Linked DNA regions of Homo sapiens: region 1 is linked to region 2. A link is an interaction called in ENCODE POLR2A ChIA-PET data of the cell type or tissue named here. Cell type or tissue: Panc1. All regions are shown on one strand. Links, peaks and the distances in the headings refer to the core of each region. The heading gives the core; the rest is flanking DNA.

Region 1 (8,340 bases), core at 208-8,207, 53 kb before region 2:
TATAGACCTGATATGTAAGAGGCAGTCTCGTTTCTCAGGTCTCTGAGCATTTTAATTTGTGGCATTTTCAGTGTTGCCTCCTGAAACCAAATCCCCAGAGGATTTGAAAGGTCCCTGGCTCCAGACACTCATTTCAATCCATTAGTGGGGATGAGCTAGAAGGTTTGCCCCAGAAAGTAATGATTTTAAGGTTAAGATTCTCCTCTTTTATTCATTGTCAGCATAGACCCAAAGCTTGAGGAAAGACAACAGGATTATTTCAGAGTACGAGGCCTCCATATCTGGGCCAATCATAAAAACAAGGTTTTAGTCAAACAGGGTTTCTTAGCAGGGGCTGACTTTGCCTTGCCAATTGTCATTGCTGCTGTTTGTTTTCTTTTGTCCTTTTACCCATCTTGTACAACTGATCACAACTCACACCAATGAGACTCCTCATACAATTTGCTTTTGAGAGACTGCTGTTTGCTTGGTACTGTACTAGCAATAATGAAAGGCATATGGATTTCCTGCTCTTTAGGAGCCTCTAATTCACTTGGGGAGAAAAGACTGAGAAGACTTAGAATAGTAGGAAGGGCCCATATAGTATTGCTGAGAGGATGCAGTGAGGAGGCCGCTGGCTTGTTGGCGGTATGGTTAGAGCATGGGGAAAGGCACAGGTCACAGGAATATTTTCTGGGTCACCCAAGCAAGTGGTCTTCAGGCCACGTGGGAGAGAAAACCAGATGAGGAGCTGGGAAGCCAGCAGCCAGATGGGGCCAGGCTCAGTTTTGTGCTTTCTTCCCGCCCTCTCTGCTCTGTTGGTAGATAGCAGAAAATAACTGAGGGGCAGAGCTGGAACCCATGGTCTGTGTGTGTGCTGAATATATCGTCTGGATCATTCTCTACCAGCAGTAGAGATGAGGTGAGATGAGAGAGGTGAGGTGAGAGAGCTCCATTTCTGGCTACTAACCCCGGGCTACTAGCTTTGCTATTTGCATCAGCATGATTACCTAATGTATCCTCGAGAAAATAAACTAGCTGGTTTATGAGCTAAAGAATCATGTGACTTTTTTCCCCTGCTGGGATCCCCTGCTAGGATCTCAACAGCTGTTTTAGGACAAACACTGCCCAACAAGGCTGCCGCCATCACAGGATGAATATAAAGGACTTCACTGCCTGGGAGTGATTTAAGGAAAGTACTTGAAATGTTGTATGTGATTAGAAAGAATAACCACAGTGAAACACCGGCTGCATTTCTAGTCATTTTTTAGACCATTGTTACCTGGTTGGAGTTTGGAAGCAAATACTTCTTTCTGTTTGAGAAAATGTTTGATCCAGAATTTCCAGCTTCTGATGGTTATTAGCAAGTTCTAGCCTTGACCTCTTACGTTGGGGAGGGCTTCAGATATGGTAAAGATCAGGGATATTAAATTAGAAAAAGCAAAAGGAGCCACTGTATTTTTTAAAGGCAAGTTAAAAATAAATTGTTATGCATGTTTTGATTCCAACAAAATAATTCTTATACATAAATATGATATAACATTATAGTTATTTTCAATTTGTATGTGCTTAATTTTTTCCTCTCTATATTTCTTTCTCCTGAGTATCTAGATGAAATATAAAATCAGAGTCAGAATTTCTTATTTATCATATTATTCGTATAGAATTGTTTTTTCCTTTAAAATGTATAAAATTTTTATTCTATGGAATTCTTTTTAGGCATGAAACTCATTTTAGATTCTAAAAAACCCTTCTAATTTGTTTCTTTAGCTGTGTTAGTTTTTCCCACTTTACTAACTGCTTTTATATATTTATCTATGTTTGGGATTTATGAAAATGTCCCCATCATTTTAATAGTCACCCCTGGGTGCATAGGCAATGGCTTAGAAAACTTTTTAAAATATGCTAATACCACTATAGCAAAACACCATTACATCAACAAAAAACACAAACCCACTGAACACCAGCCCAGAAAAACATTCCCGCAACTATCTGGGGAAAATAAACCAAAAAGAGCTATCTTTCATTATGTCTGAAAGATCAGCTAACCAGGCAGGGCTCTCAGGAGAACAAAAGGAATGATATTTTACAGAGGAGGGGTCCTTATGGAGACCCTCTGCTTTCAGCTCCCCAGACATGCACTAGAGGGTGGAGTATGGAGACTGCTCTCATTTGGAAAGAGACGTTGAAGGAATAAAGCCATGTGGAACCTGTTCTACCTAGAGTTGAAACCCTGGGGCCTCTGGGGTGAATTGACATAATAAGTCCATTTGAGCTAATAACCCCTCTTGTTCCATAAACTGAGGGTGAGATTTTTTTTTTTTTTTTTTTTTGCTGTTATTTGTAAAGGGCTGTAGGAAAGATTGGTGTTTTGCATTGCAACATCACTAAATAGACATGGATTTTGAGTCCCACCTATGCTCACTGAGTTACTATGAGAATTAAATAAAATGACACATGTAAAAGCACTGATTTCATATCTTGGAAGTGGTCTATAAATGACTGTACTGCTATCTGGAGTTTTTCTTGAGTCTGAGTCATCAGAAAGAATTGCCTGGGCTCTCTCCTTGTGTCTTCTGGGGTGCACAGAGCCTTCACTAACTGTGAAGGATCCAAGTGAACACCTGAGTGACCCTGTTAAGGGAAGGGTAGCCTGGTTCAAGGTGTCGGTGGCGGGGAGGGGGTTGGGGCATGTTGCATCCCATCTGATAGTACAGAGGATATGCAAATAAAAACTTGTCACTTGGGAGTGCAACAGGGGTTCTGGCAGAGCCTGAAATTAGAGAAAGTGTAACGGGCAGACAGAAAGGGTAGCGGGGACATGGGTATGTACAGTTGGCTTCTCCCAGACATGTCAAGAGGCAGTATGGAGTGATGGTCATCAGCTGGGGCTCTGAGGCCTGCCTGCCTGGGCTCTTCTTACCATCAATGCTTACTTACCTCTCAGTGCTCAGGGCCCACACCTGCAGGACAGGGAGCATAATAGTACCTGTCACATAGCATTGTAGCAAGGAGCTACAATCTATGCAGAACACTTAGAGCAGGGCTGGATGTGCTGGGTCATTCAGAAAGGCAGCAGAGAACCATGTGAAGCTGCCCGGCTCCAAGTGAGCTGCCTGACTTTGCCTTTGTCACTTACCAACAGTATGACGTTGGAAGTATGACATTGAGAAGTTCCCACACTTCTGTGCCTCAGTTTCTTCATCTGTGAAATGGGGATAATAATAATACCTACTTCCTAGGGTGGTGGTTGTTATGATTAAATGAGTTAACAAATGTGAATGGTTTGGAACAGTGGCATGTAACACAGATCTGCTGTTACCATTGTTGTTTTTATTATTGTTATTGCAAGCAAGCTGCTCCTTCCCTTTCCCTTCAGTTCAATAAATGTAAATTATCCCACAGATACCCTGAAGAAAATGCGCACACATCACCTGAAGATCTTTCTGTAACTCTCTCTGGTACCACTGGTTATGCCTGCATCAACCTTAAGATCCCTCTTTAATGAGCCCCTATGGAAGAGACTCATGTGAGGCCCATTTCGCCTCTCAGGAGGCTATTCCACACCACACCTCACTCTGCCTTTGGATGTAGTTTTCTTTTTTCACTCAAGATTTTCCACCACCTTCAGCTTTTCTACTTGTACCCTTCCTCTTCCTGCTTGTTCTTGAGTGTGGCTGGGGATGCCGGGTCCTCTCGACCCGGGAGGGCATGCACGGATCAGGATAGGACTGCTACTGGCCTAGATGTGTAGGTGGGTAGATGGACAGTGCTTGATTTCTGGTGTCTATAAAATCAGTAGAAAATGAGAAATGGAGCATCAAACAAATTTAAATGCTCTGTTGGTTTTTAATTAATTCAATAATCTCATTCTTCATGCTTCTATAAATCTGGAATGATACCACTGTTATTTTAAGAGATGGAGAGTGAATACTAATGCCTTCCAAAAACATTGCAGGACTCTGCAGTTTCCTTAAAAAAACTCCTTTCCTTTTGGGAGTGAACTTGAATTCACCAAGAGGAGTAGTATCATTGAACAGGTCTCCTTCGTGAGTCTGAGATTTAGACAAGAGTTTGTGATATTCCTTTATGACTGGACGTAGCAGAATGAGTTGGGTATAGCATTTTAGATTGAGTTCTCAATCTCCAGATTGTGGTAGTTTAATTTATCCTCTCCACGTAGTTTTGCTATTGACATTTATTAGCCTGGAGTGTTGCTGCCAACGCAAGTTTTGAGTAGACTGTGGTATAAACAGATTTCCTCTTTACACGTTCTAATCAGTGCAGGACTGTTTTTATTGAAACCGTACCTCAGCTCAAGCTTCTCCACAAGTGTAGGCACATATGTATGGAGTTTAAATTGTATTTATGGTTGGTAAATGTTCTAATTAAGGGGCTGTATGTGTTCAGAGGGGAAAATTAAATCAGTGAACATGGGAGGCCAGGAGGCTCTTCCGTTCTGGTTTGGATTCTGTATGATTTTAGGCTTTGAGAAATCAATGCGGTGAGCTGGTGGGTGACAACCCAGGCAGACATTTGTCTCCTGGCTGATTTACAATGTTATCTACAGATTTTTTTTTTCCTTGATGAGATGACGTTTCATTCCTTATTGCCTGCTTCATCCTGACACATCACAGAGCAATTTCTGACAGGCAACTCTTCTGGATAATGTCCTGGGCCTTACTTTCCATATTAGGATACATGGAATGCTCAAATAAAAAGGAATATAACTGACATGGTGTCCACCACAACAGTCCCATCCTGCTGTCACAACAATGGCAATGAGTAGATTGCCATCCACTAAGCAGTGCCTGGGCTTCTTTGGAACTCACCTCAGGAAAGGTTTCCACATCTTTCTGAGCACTGCTAAAGAATGAAGTCTTGGCCACAGCAGACCAAAGGGTACTGAAGGGTTTCAAAAGTAGCTGCTGCTATGCTATATAGTTAGCTCAAGGAGGATTGTAATTTGCAAAAATGGGCAAAATATGCACTCCAAGGATATGTAGAACACAATCTAGCCAGATCTGCCCAACCACAGTAATTTTGCTGCTTCAGACAAAATGCCTTTTGGGTGTAGGTTTGAGTTGACAGATTACTGAGGGAAATTTTTGTCTTGCCCACACTCCCAGTTTATTCAGGTTGTTTGTTAATACATCGTACAGCCCTCCATGAGGATGGTGTGATGTAGACCTGGCACCCTAAACCGAATAAGCTCTTTGCTGACAGCTGAAAGTAAAGGCATTTGTGGCAATCAGATTGAGGAGGGCCTCAGGTTGCTTCCAGATGTCAAGTTGATTAATGTTGGAGTTGGTGCTGCCAGCAGCCAGGCCATCTGAGTGCACAGATCCCCAGGAAACAAGCCTGGTGGTTGTGGTATCAGTGGGTAGAGACACAAGCACAGATACTGAACAGATGCCAGTCCTTCTGCTTCAGCTTAGTAGAATGCCCAGAAAATCCTCCACGATGCAAACCCCCCAACATAAGACTTTTCAGCCATTTTTCATGTTTTCTAACCAGAGTGTTGTTTCCTTAAATTAACATCAGTAGTTCTACACTCAGAAGTCCAACCCAAGCTGGGCTTGGTGGCTCACGCCTCTAATCCCAGCACTTTGGGAGGCCAAGGTGGACTGATCAGCTGAGGACAGGAGTTTGAGACCAGCCTGGGAAACATGATGAAACCCTGTCTGTACTAAAAATACAAAAATTAGCTGGGTGTGGTGGTGGGCGCCTGTATGTAGTCCCAGGTACTGGGGAGTCTGAGGCAGGAAAATCATTTGAACCTGGGAGGTGGAGTTTGCAGTGGGCGGAGACTGCACCACTGCACTCCAGCCTGGACTACAGAGTAAGACTCCATCTCAAAAAATAAAATAAAATAGAAGTCCAACTCAGGAAGACACCAGTGGGTTAAGCCCAACACAACGTTAGGATCTGCCATTTTGGATTGAGAAGGGCAAAGAAGAGAAGACCAAAAAGAATATGATGATAAAACAGCATGTTTCTATGGTACTTCTGATTTTCCAAAGCATCATCATATTTCTTTTCTTACATTTATCCTATATACCCATGAAGAAAGTTGAGAAAATTGTGTTCATGTAAGTGATCCAGAGTGTGTGGCTTAAAGTACTTTGTGGATGTAAGGAGCCATTGTCATTCCCCATCTCCATAGGGTGCTATGAAATGGATAGTGTATTGAAGGTCATACCACTTAGTTGATGGCAGAGCCAGAAGAAAAACCACAGACTCATCATCCATTGCCCCTGCTTATCCTCTTAGATCAATCTTTCTCAAAGCGTGGGCCCCAGACAAGAAGCATCAGCATCACCCCAGGCCTATGGATCAGTACCTCTAGGGAAGGGGCCCACTGATGTGTTCTAATAAGCCCTCCAGATAATCTAATGCATACTCAAGTTTGAGAACCATTGGTCTAGGCCAATACTTCCCAGTCTGGGTTTCCTGGACCCCAGGACCCTGTGGACATAATGATTAATTCCCCTAAGGCTATTTTCAAAATTTCATAAAACTTAATCATGCTCAACATTACTTTATAAATTATATATTTTATTATGTATGATGGATAAATGAACATTAGGAAAGGAAACTGATTATTAATCAATGCTTTTTCATATTTTTTTACTCATTTATTCATTTATTGGTTATCTAATATGCTCTGAGTTGGATACTGGGAGCTCCAAAGATGGTAAGGTGCCTATCCTCAGGATAATTATAGGCTTGTAAACAGATTATCGCAATATGATATGATAAGTACTGAAAGGCAGATTTAAATAGTACTATGATAGAAAAAAAATCTAAAATACTGTGGTGGGGAGAATCTCCAGACTGTGCCATGTTGCTTCAAGGCTTTGTGGTTGAGCTTGAGCTTGGCTGGTTGAGATGGGGAGAGGAGGGACGGAAGATAACTCTCAGGTGGAAACCTGCTTCTCCCTCTTCTTTCCCCAACCACCCAGCTGAGGACAAGCAGAAACATGAGCCCACTTCTGGGTTCTGGGTTCTCTCCCTTCTTGGACCCTCCTGCCTTTTTCCTAGGCAACACTTCTGAATATGAGAAGCACTAACAAAGGATTTGGAACAGGCTCAGAGAGTCTCTGCATTAGTGAGGAGAACTTTAACAAGACCTTCAACTTACATTTTTACAGACCTCCCTCACCTATAAGTACAATGGGCAATTACTTAAAAGATACTTCTCTGTTTAACCAGGGAGTTGAAACAAAATGAAATGTCTATTTGGAGAATATTTTAGTTTTACTCCAGTACGATTACCTTAAAAAATGCATACGTTTTGTAGTCCCAGCTACTTGGGAGGCTGAGGCAGGAGAATGGCGTGAACCTGGGAGGTGGAGGTTGCAGTGAGCCGAGATTGGGCCACTGTACCCCAACCTGGGTGACAGAGCAAGACTCAGTCTCAAAAAAAAAAAATGCATATGTTTAATTTCAGTTCAGCTATTTTACGGGTCTTTGTCTTTTAGAAAATCTATGGTGATGTGTTTTGCATTTCAGAAAAAAAAATACTTTCTAGGTTAATGTTGCTTTCAGATGCTAGTGAGGTTTGTCTCTGCTTGTTAGGTTATTGCTTGTAGTGCCCAAGTCTATGTGGATGATGGGCCTTCCTCTGTACATTCTTTGAAGTTTACTTTCCATCTTCCTATAATTTCACTTCAGAATGTCTGTGTGCACAGCATATACCCAGCATAACCAAAGGGAAAGGGCAGGGCAGAGATGTGTATATGAGGAAACTTCACATGTAGCAACTGAAACTTATATCGAGAACATTAACAATTGCTTCCTTCTTGGGGGGGTGCTTCTGGTTCTAAATGAGGTGTTAGTGTTTGTAAGGGTGATAACCTTGTCCCATTGAATTATGATGAGAAAACAACCTAGTTGCCTACAGAGCCAAAAGCAAACCTCAGAACTGCTTGACTCATCCGTCAAACAAATTGTATTTTAGGAAATGCAGGACAGAGAAAAATGCACAAAAGAAAAGTAGGTTTATTTATTTGTACAAAAGTAGAATGACAGCCGTTTGAGTGGATCCAAATAGCGTTTAGGGAGAAAAAAAATGTGATTCATTGCCAGCTATTAAATTTTGTTTATCCTTCTTTAAACTAACCAGAAACACACTTTGGAAAAAACGTGAGTTAACATTTTAAGCGCTGAAAGCCTGCTGTGGATGCTGCCTCGGCTCGCCTATCTTCCAAGGGGAAGATGAGGGCTGAAGCAAGCAAACATGGTTTTGAGAGGTCAGGCAAAGAATGAATGTCTAGACCTGCTTCCCAGTCCACCCTCCGGCACTGGGAGAAGTTTTTCGTTTCCTTAAATAAGGTTGCTCACTTCAGGGCAATAGCA
Region 2 (8,340 bases), core at 126-8,125:
CTAATTGGTGTCCTTATAAGAAGGAGAGATTAGGACACAAAGAGACAGCAGGGGTACACGTGCACAGAAGGATGACGACCCTGTGGAGAGGCAGCAAGAGGGTGGCCATCTGGAAACCAAGAAGAGAGGCCTGGAACAGGTTTTTCTCACAGCCCTCTGAGGAAACCAACCCTGCCAACACTTTGATCTTGGACTTTCAGCCTCCTGAAATGTGAGAAAATAAATGTCTGTTGTTTAAGCCACCCAGTGTATGGTATTTTGTCATGGCAGCCCTAGCAAACCAACCATCCCAGAGATAAGGTACCATTAATGCTTCCCAAGTGCATCATTGCCCATCCTTGACCCTCACTTGGGAGGAGGGTTCCCACTGGCTTCAGTAATTGAGAATTTGTGACGCACAGCATAAGCCACCCTTCTGTTTTTAATCATTAGCATCTCACGGCACCAACAAGCTGGAAATGTTAGCACCAAAACATCAGACTTGGGATCAGAAACTCCTAGAAAGTACTCACATGAAGGATATAGTGCTATCTTCTGCAGGAGGCAAAAATGATACTTACGGAAATTGAATCAAAGGTTTGCATATTGATGAGGTGTGGACAACATGCAGATAACTCTTCCCCATCGCCACAATTTGTTTTGTTTTTCCATCACTTAAGCACTATAAGCCCAGTGTCTATGGCTTTTCAAGGGCCTACAAAATGTTTCAGAATGACAAATTAAATGGATTTCAAAATAAGAAAACAAAATGGTCAAAATGAAATAAAAAATAATTTCAAAAACAAAGTTATAAAACGCTTTTCAAAATGTTTTCAACATTTATAGTTAAAATCAGATGCTGGAGCATGTTAATACAATTGACATCATGTGGGTGGTGGTTGTAAAAGTTAGATGGCTTAGGACCTGAGAAGAACTTCAGCTGGTGCTGCTCTCTATTCATCCTCCAGAAACTCACACCAGTGAGTTTAGCAAGGAACAGTGACATGGGGCAGAGTCAGTGCTGCAGAATGGGGGTGGGGGAGAAATGGGGGCTCCCAGTGAAAGCAAATATGCCACAGAGGGAGGGGATTGAGTCCAGCTTAAACCTGGGTGCAAATCTAAATTCTGCTCCTGTGTGACCCTGGGCAACTTGCTTAATCTCTCTGAATTTTGTCACTGGCACAAAAGGGGATAAGAATGCCTACTTCATAGCATTTTCCTGAGGATTAAAGAGAGGAAGAATGTAAGGTGAAGGAGAGGGAGCTCTGTGCCTGGGAAATAGTAAGTGTTCAACAAATACTAGCTATTGTAATCATGGCATTAGGCAGACTCTCACAGGGGAGGGAGAGGAAGGGCTTTTGCTCACTGAGGCTTCTTTTGGAACTTGAGCCACATAGAAAATGTTGAGTGAGTAGATGTTGACTGGATGAGGTCTCCTTCAGGACAGAAAAAACTGTTGAGAAAAACAGCAGTGCAGAGGTTACGGGTACTGCTGGAACAGAATTCCCAAGTTAGGACTGGGAGGCCAGGAGGTGGGGCTGGGACTGGGGGACGCCAAGGACAAAGGATGGTTGGACTCTGGAGAACACCCTGCACCGAAATTACTGTGCACAGCCCAGAGGTGGACTGATGGGTTGCCCATCCTTGTGGGCTCATGCACCTCTCCTGCAGCTCCAGGGCAGGGGGAGCAGAAATTCCCAGGGGGCATCCTAGGAATGCAGGCTGCTTTAGAGTGATAGTTACAGTTTGCAGGTGACTGGGGACAGAGTATCTACTCTGCCAGGAACGGGCAGATACGGGGCAAAATCCCTGAGAGCTGCAGTCTTCTGACACATGCCAGTGTCCAAACCTATGTCCAGGACAAAATGAACACGGCTGTTTCTCTTTTTTAATTTTTAATTTTTGTGGGTACACAGTAGGTGTATATATTTATGGGGTGCATGAGATATTTTGATACAGGCTTGCAATGTGTAATAATCACATCAGGGTAAATGGGGTATCCATCACATCAAGCATTTATTATTTCTTTGTGTTACATACATTCCAATTACACTCTTTTACTTATTTAAAAATGTACAATAAGTTTTTGTTGACTGTAATCACCCTGTTATGCTATCAAATGCTAAATCTTATTCATTCTATGCCACTGTATTTTTGTACCCATTAACCATCTGCCCCTTCCACACCTCCCTACCCCCACCCCACTACCCTTCCCAGCCTCTGGTAACCATCATTCCACTCTCTATCTCCATGAGTTCAATTGTTTTAATGTTTAGCTCCCACAAATGAGTGAGAAAATGCAAAGTTTGTCTTTCCATGCCTGGCTTATTTCACTTAACAAACATAATGTCCTCCAGTTTCTTCCATGTTGCAGATGACAAGATCTTATTCTTTTTATGGCTGAATTGTGTGTATGTACCACATTTTCTTTATCATTCGTCTGTTGTGGACACTTAGGTTGCTTCCAAATCTTGGCTATTGTGCAATAAATATGGGAGTGCAGTGTCTCTTGATAAGCTTGTGGCAAGGGAAGCATCTGCAGGTCCCTTTGGTTTCAGCAGGGGTTGAAAAGTGTTAGAAAGGACAACGTGTTTCATGGAGTAGAAAGAGAAATATAGAGACGGTCTCTGATCAGCAATCATTCTATTAGGGTGGGAATTTTGGAAGCAGGGAGACTTTCTGATCGGTCTTCGAGGATGCTGGGCAGACCTTTGGCAAGTGGGCAAGCGAGCAGTATGGGACATTTCATGTTAGGGGTGGACATTTTTCTGTAGCTGGCCATTTCCTGAAATAAGTAGGGGTTGACAGAGTGCTTTTTCTTTTTCTGTCAAACTGTCATTATGGGGTGCAGGGTGGAGGGGCTGTCACAGCGTCAGTTTGTCAGCAGAGATCTAGACCAGAAGGTCCCCTGGCCAGGGAGCTGGAAGACTAGTGTTCTAGGCTCGGCTAGTCATCAACTGGATAGGTCCCTGGACCTGTTTATTGTCTGTACATTGAAGGTGCAGGACCACCCAAGAATGTCCAAATGCTGACCCTTGGGCCAAATCCAACCTGCAATTGTGTTTTCTTTGGGCTACAAATTATTATTAACATTTTTATTTGCATATCTTTAGGAAGGGTGCGCACTCTCCGACCTACAGTCCCTCTGCTCAATACCAGCCCAGTTCCCGCCTTTAGGGAACCTGCTCTGTCCCTGTAGCCATCTGGGTCTGCAGCCTGGGAACTAGATGACATTAGTGCCTTCCTGGCACTGGCCTTCTGTGGTCCCGCCATTCTCAATGGCACTGTCTCACTTTCCATGCCTTCCTCAGTCACTGCACACTGCCCTACACAAATATTTGACAGGCCAGCCTCTTGAGTCAATTATTCCTTTCAGAAAACTGGAGAGAGAAATGATATAATTAACCACCTGAGAGAAAATGAACAGAGCGAGAAGCTATAAATACCAAGACCCACAATGAAGGGCGGAACCCCGGGGCCCCACTTGACCTTACCCAGCTGAGATGGTCTGACACCTTCCTGGGTGTAGGAGACCCGTGGGGCCAAGCTTGGCTGGGACTTACAGCCATGGCTTTCACACAGCAGGGTGAGAAGCAGCCCCCGAGACCCCAGGCTGAGCAGGCCAGGAAGCAACACCCCACACCCCTCTCCCCCATGTAGCCAGGATCAGAATCAACACCCTTGAAGGGTAAATCCTTTCCTCATGCACTTGTGCCCAGGAAGCAGATGTTCTGTCCCTACTCTGGGGTCTGGGCACTGTTGTGTAGTTGGATCCTTCCACCCTATCCTCAAACCACAGACCAGATAAATCGAATTGAACCGACTTCAAAGCAAACACTGAGCGGAGCCATCTGGGATTCATTCCTGAACCGGCCCTTTTCTAGTTATGTAACCACAGAGATGCAGACAGAAAGACACAGATTGGGAGAACTGGTTTTTGTTGTTGTTGTTGTTGTTAAACCTCCAAATCTTTGCAGTATTGGGATAATTATGGCTTTCATAGCATTGATTACTTTAAGCTGTCAGTAATTTGAATCCTTTTCAGAGTCAGTGACCAACATTTTGCAATTGAATTCTATCTTCCTGCTTCCATTCTGAGTAAAGGAAATAGAATGCTGAGCTCATAGGGCCTTCTTCAGAATGCCACATGCTGGGCACTTTGTGGTCACACCTAGAATGCTACAATGGACACATCTCCTAGGCATCCTCCTGGGTTCATTACACACTTCCTTCCCACGCCATAGTCTCATTCTGGAATGTTCATTAATCTCCTACCTGAAAGAGCAAGAAGAAATATGAAATTTTAGATAGGCCAGGGCTTTTGATGTGAATCATTCATGAATCACCCAAAACATTGTGGTTCATGGATAAAAGGCAAAGGCAAATACTGGATACTTTAAGAAGCTATACTGCCTACATCTATGCAATTTTTAAACATTTTATTTTCTGATTTAAAAGTAATACCTCTCCAATGTGAAAATTCTAAAAATTCTGAGGACTATGGAGAAGAAAATAATTGTTCCAAATCGTTGCTGGGGAGGATTATTCAAACAATAATTGATGCTAATATTTTAGCACATTTTTCCCCAGTTTTCGATTCATGCATATTTACATTTCTAGAACTAAGGCTATATTGCGTTTATAATTGTGTCCTATATTTTTACTGAAACATTTTCCACATAGTAAAAAACTTTATAACCTTAGTTTTCAGTAGCTACATAATTTCAAATAAAATAAATGTACCTTTTTTTTTTTTTTTTTTTTTTTTAGACAGCGTCTTACTCTGTCACCAGGCTGGAGTGCAGTGGCGTGATCTCAGCTCACTGCAACCTCCACCTCACGGTTGAAGTGATTCTTCTGCCTCAGCCTCCTGAGTAGCTGGGACTACAGGCATGCACCACCACGCCTGGCTAATTTTTGTATTTTTGGAACAGACGGGATTTCACCATGTTGGCCATGATGGTTTCGATCCCTTGACCTCATGATCCAACTGCCTTGGCCTCCCAAAGTGCTGGGATTACAGGCATGAGCCACCGTGCTCGGCCCATAACTTTTTTTAAAAACAAATCCCTTATTGTTGGACCAAAGGTTGTGTCTAATGTTTGGCTACTGTAAATGCTGTAGTGAATATCTTTAGCTATAAATTTCTATCTGCATTTCTCATTACTTTCATCAGATCTATTCCTAGAAGTATAATCAACTCTGCATCAAAGATCAAAATTTTTGAATGTTCTTAATACATTTCAGAAGGATTGAACCACCTTTTCACCATTAAGTATCAATGTTTTCTAAAACCTTACTATTTTGATAAATAAAAAATAGAATTTTATATTTGTATTAATTTGCTTTTCTTTAGATACCAGTTAAAATAATTATTTTTCCACATCTTTATTAACAATTTTTAATTTAGCCTATGAACTGAGGTTAAGGCTGATTATGCAAGTTCATGTGCAAAGATGTTCTCATCTCAGGGCAGACCATCTGATGACAAGAGTGGTAAAGGGCCAAGAAGAAGCTTAGCTGAGCTAGGACATCCAGAGGAGGAATAAGTGTGGGGTGATCCCCATTCCTGGTTATATTGGTTATCTTGCTGCATAACAAACTACCATTAAAACTGAATGGTTTCAAATAACAAACATTTATTATCTCACAGTTTCTGTAGGTCAGAAATTCAGGAGCAGTTTAGCTAGTGCTTCTGTCTTGGGGTCTCTTGGAAGGTTTCAGTGAAGATATTGGCTGGGGCTGCAGTCATCTGAAGGCTTGGCTGAGGCTTGGAGGAGCCACTTCTTAGATGACGAACTCACATGGCTGTTGGCAGGAGGCCTCAGTTCCTTACCATCTGGGCCTCTCCACAGAGCAGCTCACAATATGGCTGATGGCTTCTCCCAGAATGAGTGATTAGAGAGATAGATTGCTCTACTTATAGGTTAATAGGTTAATATATCTGTACCTTTTATAATTAAATCTTGAAAGTGACATACCAACACTTCTGCCATATTCTATTGGCCGTACAGAATCAATCTATTATAACATGGAAGGGAAGCATACAACAGTTGTGAAGACCAGCAGGTGAACACCACCAGAGGCCATCTTGAAAGCTGGCTCCCACACTGGCTATGAGTTTTCACTACTTTTTTTTTGAGGAGAAGAGGGAATTATGAGCAGATAGCAGAAACTCTATCACTGCTTACAATATGCTCAAGTTAACCATACATAACACCATTCTCATCATGAGGCTAAAGTCAGCCATTTCTTTTTGTCTCCATAAAACCTGCAATTAAAAGACCATAGCAAAAGATTTTCAGATAGAAATCTGGACTGGGTGTCCAACGCAGTTCAGATCCTGGTGTCTGGTTGGGACTGGTGGTGGTGGCAATAAATTCAAGCAGGCACTACCATGCAGAAGCTGCCTGAGCCCATCAATCCCATGTTCAGGTGCTTCAAGCTCTGTGGTATGAAAGGTCTGGTGGCAAATGTGGAGGGTGTACAGGGAGAAGAAAACTGCTGGACCATGGCTCAGGGGCCCCACAGGTGGGACAGAAACCTTAGGAGAGGTTTGCTTTTTTTTTTAAATAAAAGTGGGTGAGTAAATACAAGAAACCTCAATCCTGGAAGAGGGGCTTGAGGCTAGGAGAGGACAGGAAATAGGGTGTCACAGGTAAGAAATATGTTCTTACTAGAACCTTTGAATCTAAAAATATATGTGTCAGTGGGCATGATCATTAATATGTATGACTATTACCAAAATATGTTGTTGGCACCCATGCTAATTTTAGATGCTGCAGAATTAACCAAATGAGCTCTTCTCTTTTCTCTCCACATCCTCTCCCTTGACATTTTAATCAATCTTGTGACTTCATCTATATTTTTCGTGTGGTTGAATCCTAAATTTGTATTTCCAACCTTGCCATTTTTTCGCTACCACATTTCCAACTTCCTGCATGACATCGCAGCCTGGTTGACTCGTCAGCACTTCAAACTTAGTATGTACAGAACAGAAAGTATCTTCCCTCTGAAAACCGCTCCTTCTCCCATACTCCTTATTTTGATAAAGGCACCATCAGGCATCTAATTTTGAGACTCAAGATGGAGAAAGTAAATCTATTACGTAGATAAAGGGTTTCCTATCACGAGTAATTTAAAAAATTCATGTCTGAGTAGAAGTGGGCAGCCAGCAACAAGCAAGCTGAATAAATGTGTTCATTCAACAAATATTTATTAAGCACCTATTATGTTCCAGAAGGCACAGTTTTAGGCATTGGAGCTTACTGATAAATAAATCAGGCAAGAGTCTCTGGCTTCATGGAGCTTCATTCTAGAGGTGCTAGACCTCTGAGTTTGGCCTAGGAGTAGCAAATTGTACCCTCTTACCAGACCATCAGGTCAAATCAAAAGAGACAGATTGCTCTGCTCTGTCCTACTATGAGCTAAAGGGTGTTCTGCTATTAGCACTGGGTTCTGGAGTATCAGGCAAAAAGTGACATCATAGAGGATGGCAAGAAGTGACAAGAGCCCAAAGAATGTGACTAAGCAAGTGTGGCAGGCTGCATAATGACCCCTGAAAGATGTTCTTGTCCTAATCCCAGAGTTTGTGATTATGTACTCAAACGGGGCTTTGTAGCTGTGATTAAGGATCTTGAGATGATGAGGTGAATTCAATGTAAGCACAAGGCAGAGGAAGGCAAGATTAAACAAAGAAAGATGAGATGGGATGATGAAAGAAGAGGTTGTGGTTATGCACTTTGAAGATGGAGGAAAGGGCCATGAGCCAAGGAATGCTGACAGCTTCTAGAAGCTGAAAAATTCCAGATTCTTCTCTGGAGAATATAGGCCTGCCAACCAAAACCTTGATTTTATTTATTTATTTATTTTTCTTCTTTTTCTTTTATTTTCAGTTGACATGTAATAATTGTGCATATTTACTGAATACAGAGGGATATTTCTATCCATGTATATATACCATGTGTAATGATCAAATCAGAGTAATCAACATGTCTCCTAGCAATAAACACATCTCCTGGTAATAAACGCTTACCATTTCTTTGAAACACCTGCATTTTAGATTCATTTCAGACTTCTGTCCTCCAGAACTATAAAATAAATTTGTGTTGTTTAAGCCACTAAGTTCGTGGTAATTTGTTACAGAAGCAATAGGGTACTACTAGTACAGCAAGCCAGCAGGTTGGCTTGCTACGATTCCATAGGTATCCAAAGTAGATAGTGAGACTCAAGTCAGTTTATTATCCACAACACAGCAAACTGGAGGAACATCAGTAATAGAGGTGATTCCCTATCCCCAAGTTCCACAGGAGACATGATAGGCACAGAGGGCAACCATGCACACAGTGGATTATGCCACAG

What was found. ChIA-PET counts read pairs that join two places held together with the same protein. Peaks named below come from ENCODE experiments on the same cell type or tissue, not always from the same donor. Only the 100,000 strongest peaks of a DNase experiment are listed, where the experiment ranks them.
Region 1: POLR2A ChIA-PET joins it to region 2 with 17 read pairs; 6 of 35 experiments call an interaction of 5 or more read pairs at or near these places.

Annotation. Positions count from the first base shown.
Region 1 is chr5:73,370,973-73,379,312 of GRCh38, reverse strand. No RefSeq gene overlaps it. Among named protein-coding and RNA genes, the nearest start is that of LINC02230, 37 kb to the right of the region's middle. RefSeq lists an enhancer at 7,986-8,340. In Panc1, for the core only: no CTCF peak of the experiment used is centred there; DNase peaks (open chromatin) are centred at 4,642 and 7,792; H3K4me3 peaks cover 561 bases; H3K27ac peaks cover 6,667 bases.
Region 2 is chr5:73,317,801-73,326,140 of GRCh38, reverse strand. No RefSeq gene overlaps it. Among named protein-coding and RNA genes, the nearest start is that of LINC02230, 16 kb to the left of the region's middle. RefSeq lists enhancers at 3,646-4,253, 3,534-4,733. In Panc1, for the core only: no CTCF peak of the experiment used is centred there; a DNase peak (open chromatin) is centred at 4,170.